Linked DNA regions of Homo sapiens: region 1 is linked to region 2. Evidence: chromatin contacts called from ENCODE Hi-C data. All regions are on one chromosome and are shown on one strand. Each heading gives the region's core, a stretch centred on a gene start or an enhancer-like site at or near the end of the contact. The rest is flanking DNA. Distances are from core to core; before and after follow the strand shown. Region 1 holds the start of RBBP7 (RB binding protein 7, chromatin remodeling factor). Region 2 holds the start of PDHA1 (pyruvate dehydrogenase E1 subunit alpha 1).

Evidence for each region. A loop is a pair of places that touch in the nucleus more often than their neighbours do. Pooled maps may share reads with other maps.
Region 1: a pooled map shows a loop between it and region 2 (29-fold over the local background). The contact joins the promoter of RBBP7 here to the promoter of PDHA1 in region 2. A Hi-C loop is called at or near these places in 8 of 50 pooled maps.

The regions. Positions count from the first base shown.
Region 1 is chrX:16,868,891-16,872,023 of GRCh38, reverse strand. It overlaps RBBP7 (RB binding protein 7, chromatin remodeling factor), which reads left to right and starts at 1,662. Exons shown (of 12, transcript NM_002893.4): 1 at 1,662-1,986; 2 at 2,804-2,948. The coding sequence starts at 1,971. RefSeq lists enhancers at 968-1,646, 2,656-2,745 and silencers at 1,386-1,695, 2,026-2,075, 2,096-2,435.
Region 2 is chrX:19,342,286-19,345,614 of GRCh38, reverse strand. It overlaps PDHA1 (pyruvate dehydrogenase E1 subunit alpha 1), which reads right to left and starts at 1,688. Exons shown (of 11, transcript NM_000284.4): 1 at 1,521-1,688. The coding sequence starts at 1,577.

The DNA of each region.
Region 1 (3,133 bases), core at 413-2,912, 2.5 Mb after region 2:
AGAATGGTTTTTCCGTTTTCAAGTGATAGAAAAAAAAAATCAAAAGATTTTGTGACCCGTGAAAACGATTTTAGTGTCTGTAGTTTTATCGGAACGCAGCCAAATGCATCCATATTTTCCATGGCTGCTTTGCGCTGCAAAGCGACAGAGTCGAGCAGTTGCCCCCAAAGCCTAAAATATTTACTATCTCGGTCCTTTTAGAAAAAGTCTTGCCAACTAATGTCCTAGAATATGAGGGCTGTATTGCTTAAACACCCTTCCAACTCTCTTCCCTCTCTAGCCACCCCCTCAGCCTTAGGCACTAACAAGATTCCTTGACCCAGAATGGGGGGAGGGCGTTATAATAATGAACGGTATTGTATCGGAAACAACACAGTAAATATCTACAGAAGGGAATGTGACTGGTTCTGCCACTGACTAACGTCTGGGTTTGCGTCCCGGTCAGAAAAGTGGGCATGACAGCGGCATCTGCAAGATAGCATCTGAGCATGAAGGCACTTGGAAAGGTATCAAGGCAGCAAATGTTCCGGGGGTGCTTTTGCAAGAGGAGCCTCTCCCGGAGCTGGACGTACACTTCGGTTCCCTTTGCACGCAGGCACCTTGGTCGCCTCCCCCAACTCCGTCCCCTCTGCTCCTGGCCCTCATTTTCTTCTATTTCCCTTTTGGCCTTGCAGCCAGCTTTCTCCTCCCCCGACACACTCCTCAGGGGCTATGAAGTTCCTGAGCAGAGCAGGGCTCAGGTAAGCAGGCCCAGGGTAGTTCAGCCCTGCTCTCTCCAGCTCCGCCAGCTTGGGGTGGGGTCGCGCTGGGACCCCTGCAGGTGACAAAAATGACTCAGCAGGGGCCGGGGCTGGGATGAGAAAGGAACGCCAGTGCAGGGACAAAATCCCCTGAAGCGCGAAGAGGCCGCAAACCATCATCTTAAGGACCCAAACATCGAACAAATTAAAATGTAACAGTGTAAATCGGCTTCGGCCCGCCGGCGGCCTGTGCCGCCACAGGCTGCACATTTAGCCTAACAGGGCGGCCCGGCGGCTTTTGCAGGCAGAAAACGCCCGCGGCCTCTCCAAAAGCTCTCCTCCGTCTGAGACCAGCCCCACCTCGGCCCGACCGGGCCCCAGGAAAGGCCAGTCGGCTGGAGGAGAACATTTCAGGGGTGCAGAGAATTGCATGTCCGTGATTATCAGGGAGACTTTGAAGGCACAGTAATCTCTCGAGAACAGGAACCATTTTCCCCTCTTGCTCTGAGATTTTGCTTGGCTAAGCGGCGGCAGCCTCCCTGCCCCCCTCTCACCCCCACCACCGCTGCCGCTACAAGCAACCACGCCCCGCGGGCCCCAAGGCTCGCCGCCCCGGGGCTCGCGGCCCCCACTCAGCCGGCCAGCCGCGCCTCCATCAGCCCCGCCCTCGCGCGCCCCCATCCGCCCCGCCCCCTCGGGCCCTCATCCGCCCCGCCCCCGCGCGCCCCATCCGCCTCCGCGGCCGGCCCTGGGAGCGCCGGGCGAGCCCTCGCGCCTGCGCATCGCCAACTTCCTGCCGCGGCACGCTCCGCCCACCCCCAGAAGCCCGCCTCCGAACGCCGCGTGAAACCCGCCCGCCGCGCGTCATTGGTCTCGGCGCCGGAGCCGTTGGCTCCCAGACCCGCCTCTCCGCCTCCTCTCACTTTTCCCAGGGCGGATGCGCCTGCGCTCAGCTGCCTGGGCGGGCTGGGAGGCGCGGGTTGAAAAGTCTCGTTCCAAGTTTGGAGAGAGAGAGAAGAGCGCCTCAGACCTCGGTACCCGCGAGCGGGGAGGAGGCAGGAAAGAAGGACGCGGCGTCTGGGGAGCACCCAGGCAGCAAGACGGGGCCCGGGCTTTCGACAGTGGGGAGTGTGACGCGCTTGGGAAAGGCAGGAGCGCCAGCGGTCGGGCTGCTCTTGGCTAACGAGAGGAGTCCGAGGCGGCGGCGAGGGGCGAACGACCCGACGCAAGATGGCGAGTAAAGAGAGTAAGAGGCCCTGCGGGGCGGCGCGCGCCGGGGCCGCGGGGGGCGGCGGGCGCGCGAGGCCGCGGCACGCGCCGGCGAAAGGCGCGAATTGGCGTGCGGAGCAGGGGGCGGGGCCGGGCGCGAGACTGGGCGCGCGCCTCGAGGGGCCTGCGCGGGACGGGACCGCCGCGCCGAGGGCTCCGAGCACTTCCGGAGCCGGGCGCGGGGCCGAGGGCTGGGCCCCCCTCTTCCCTTCCCTCCTCCAGCGGCTGCGCTCCCTCCGGCGCCCTCGGCCCCGGGGCGGAGGCGGCCCCCGCCGCTGGGAAGCGAGCGCCGCGGCTCTTTCTACGCGCGCGCGCGCGTTGACCGCCTCGGGGTCGCGGCCCTTGTCCGGGGGTTGCTGGGGTCCTCAGGCCTATGGCTGCCGAGGCGGGCGTCGTGGGAGCTGGGGCCTCCCCTGATGGGGATTGGAGAGACCAGGCCTGTGGGCTTCTGCTACACGTGCATTTGTCTTCCCGACTGGGTCGCGCAGCCCCTGTACGTACAGGTCGTCATCTTAGAACAGGTGCGAACAGCTGTAACAGGGTAAACAATTTCCATGTCCGTGTAATTGACTACCCAACATGGTGTACGCAGGGGGTATTGATCTCAATGGAAAAAATAGGCTTCCTGATTGTTAGTATTTTCTCCACCTTCTGGAAGAGCAGTTAGTTGTCCGTGTCCAAATTAGAGGTAAAAGGAAAGAGTACATGAGGTGTGGCCATCTTGAGGTGACCTCCAATTTCTGACTTTGATCTATCTCAGCCACTTAATCGTGTGGGCTTTCTCCAAATTTCAGTGTTTGAAGATACTGTGGAGGAGCGTGTCATCAATGAAGAATATAAAATCTGGAAGAAGAATACACCGTTTCTATATGACCTGGTTATGACCCATGCTCTTCAGTGGCCCAGTCTTACCGTTCAGTGGCTTCCTGAAGTGACTAAGTAAGGGTTTCTGGCAACTTTTATTTTGTTTAAATTTAACTGTCGTTCTGAATTTCCTAGTTTTGGCGTTTTATGCATAGAACATAAGTATGTAATCAGCCCTTGCATGAGGTGGCAGGTGGTTTTTATTTTCAAAACTTACGTGATTTGTGGGATGATTTCTGGTGTATAGTGTGGTGGTAAAA
Region 2 (3,329 bases), core at 439-2,938:
TAAAGGGAACGCTTTTTTTTTTTTTTTTTTTTTTTTTTTTTTAAAATACGGAGTCTTGCTCTTGTCGCCCAGGCCGTAGTGCAATGGCACGATCTCCGCTCACTGCAAACTCCGCCTCCCGGGTTCAGGCTATTCTCCCGCCTCAGCCTCCCGAGTAGCTGGGATTACAGGAGCCCGCCACCACGACCGGCTAATTTTGTATTTTTAGTAGAGACGGGGTTTCACCATGTTGGCCAGGCTGATCTCGAACTTCTGACCTCAGGTGATCCACCTGCCTCAGCCTCCCAAAATGCTGGGATTACAGGCCTGAGCCACCGCACCCGGCAGTTTTGTCATTATTTTAGGCAACAGGATTCCTAGAGGGGCATACCTCTTACCTTTTGACAATCTCTGCCTGTACTAAGTAGAGCGGTATCAAGTCCTGGGGGAAATACCAGAATCCCGAGGCCTGCAGTTACACCAATTAACACGACCTCACTGTGCCTAGGGGGGTCAGAATGCTAGCTCAGGTGTTAGGCACCTCTAAATGCTGAGGCCATGAAATAGTGCTAAACTCTACCCCCCACCCCTCAAGCATCGTTGCTCTTTGCTTTAGCTACTTGTACCCTAAGAATGTGTAGGTAAGGGGAGGGGAGGGCAGCGTCCTCTGAGTTCTGCTTCGGCGCTCCTGAACTCACTGCCAAGAAAAGCTCAGATGTTGAGGGAGAGGGAAGAGGAGGAAGTTTGTTTCTGAAGAGGCTGACCTTCTGTGAACCCGCCTCAGAACTGAGCACAGGTGTTCAAGAAATGTATACCGAACTGGAGACTCAATAAATAACACTATTCAACACACATGTTATCGATTATGTGCCAGGTGCTATTTGGAATCGTTTCCACACGTGTCACTCGTTGAATCCTCAAGACAACCCCAAGAGGTGGGGACTCTTATTATCTCCATTTTAGAGTTAACTGATAACATTTCAGAGATAACTCTTATCTCCATTTAGAGATTAACTCCACTTCGAGCAAACATTTTAGGAAACCGGGTCCCCGGGACGTTTAAAAACTTGCTCAAGGTCACAGGGCTAGTCAATGGTGAGGGTGCTGTTTGAACGAAGCCACCCTGTCTCCAGATTCTACGCTATTACAAAGCCTCTCGGTCAAGAGAAATTAAGTTAGAAGATCCGAAATGAGTGGGGTCAATTGGAGACTCGAAGGAGGCCGAGGCCACCCTTTCCGTGTCCTGTAACCCAACAGGCACCTCTTGAGCACACCGACTTCGCCTGGCGCACAGCTGGGCCCGGGGGCGGGAGGTGGGTGTCGAGAAGGGGGAAGTTCACACGGACCTTGGCGTGATCCCGGTCCGTGCCGCTTCTCCCGAGGCCAGGAACGGAATGCAGGGCGCGGAGGCGAAGTAAAGGCTCCCCGGCTCCCCTGGCGCCTTCCACCCCGCTCTGGGTGGCCCGGCCTGGCCCGCCCTGCCCTCCGGCCCCGCCTCAGCCCCACTCGCGCCCCATCCCGGCCCGCCCGGGAGGTCTCACCGGCTTCTGAGAAGCGCCAGACAGCACGCGGGAGACGGCGGCGAGCATCTTCCTCATGAAGCACAGGCAGTGGCGGCAGCGGCGACTCCTCACAACCCAGGAGGCACGACGCGGGTGCCCCCAAGTCTCCTTCAGGTGCCCCAGCAGACGCCACGCCTCAGTCGCACCGCGGCGTGACAGAGTCGTAATAACGTCATGCGCTGCGCCGGGCCGCGGGCCAACCAGAACGGCGTCCAGGGGGTGCCCCGCCCCCGCTAAAGGCCTGAGGCTGCCCATTGGGTATCAGCGCCAGAGAGGGAGGGGCTGAGGGCTCTTTCCGACGCCACGCCGCGGGCGGGTGAGGAGGCGGGGCTTGATAGCGCCTGCGTGGGAAGGTGGGGCCCCCGCCTCCAGGGCGCCGCGGGAAAGGAGCCTTCCTAGATTCCGCTCTGCTGACTACCGGGGAGGTTGTGCAGGCCCCGTCCTACCGAGCGCCTACTCCTGCCGGTGCTGCAGCTCTGCAGCCCTCGTTCAGTACATCTCGTTCAGTACACTAGATGATGAAGATTAGCAGCATGCTCAGAGCCAAAAGACAGAACATCTGGTTTCTGTAAATGGTCTGCCACTAACTTTGTCTTTAAAAGATCACGTAGCAGTTGGACAGTTCTGCCCTGTCTACTTGAACGCGGATCAAAAAATTTGTTTCCCAATATATGTCGAGAGGACAATGGGAAAAATCTTTTTTCTCTAGTTATTGGTTCACAGGCTCACTGCGAGTTAACAGCGTGGCTCAGCCGATGATAAAAGCACACACAGAGACAAAACACCAAAGCAACAAGGGGCTCTATTCAGAGGATCAAAGGGCTCAGGAACCCATTGTGTTGTGTCCTAGTGGGATTGCACCTGGGGTTCCGGGTTCAGATTTGGGCTCCACATTTTAAGGGGGATAATGAGTAAACTGAGTGGAATCCAGGGGACAGTGGTCAGAACGGTGAGGGGCTGCGATTGTGACTTATGAAGAACGATTAAAGAAGTTAGGAAGAAAACAGGCTAACTAGAATTGGCTGGGTTATGATGTAACAACTGACCTCCAAATTTCAGTGATTTCAAGAATTTGAAGTGACGCGAGCCATCGTACTCGTAACACAGGTCCCTCACAGCGTGGCACCCTCTCTCTGGAACTTAGCTTGTCTCATGGATGAAGAGAAAAGGGATCATTTAAACCGGCTCTCAAAGCTTCTGCCCAGAAGTGACACATGTCACTTCCTCTCAATTTTCACGGACCAGAGCTAGTTACCCGACCATGTCTGAGTTCCACAAGGTGAAATATAATCCTCCTGCCAGGAGGAGAACAGAAAATTGGATGAACAGTAAAACCAGAGAGGATTGGATATGTCTTCACACATTTTCAGGCCAGTCATGTTCCAGGAGGAAGAGCTATTTTGTGTGTGTGTGTGTGTGTGTGTGAATAAAATCATTTCATTTCAGCATAACAATGAATTTTCTAACAATGACAATGGTCCAATGAGATAATTCTCTCCCAGTGTCACTGAAAGTATTCAAAGCAGAAGTTCAAAGCATGACCAGCTCTCAGCATAGCTAGAGAAATAATTTGGGCACTGGGCCAGACTCTGGACTGAGAGATCGTGTTGCAGTGGAAGAAAACTTCTTAAAGGAGTGAGAGGGCGCCATTAAAAGGCAGAGATGGACGTGAGAAACTTGCATGGTATGATTTCAGCAGCTGCTGCTGCTGATAGAATATGAAAGGTAAAAGAGAATGAAAAGGTTGGAGGCCAGATGTCCAGCTCAGGAGAAAAAGCTGGTCTGAAT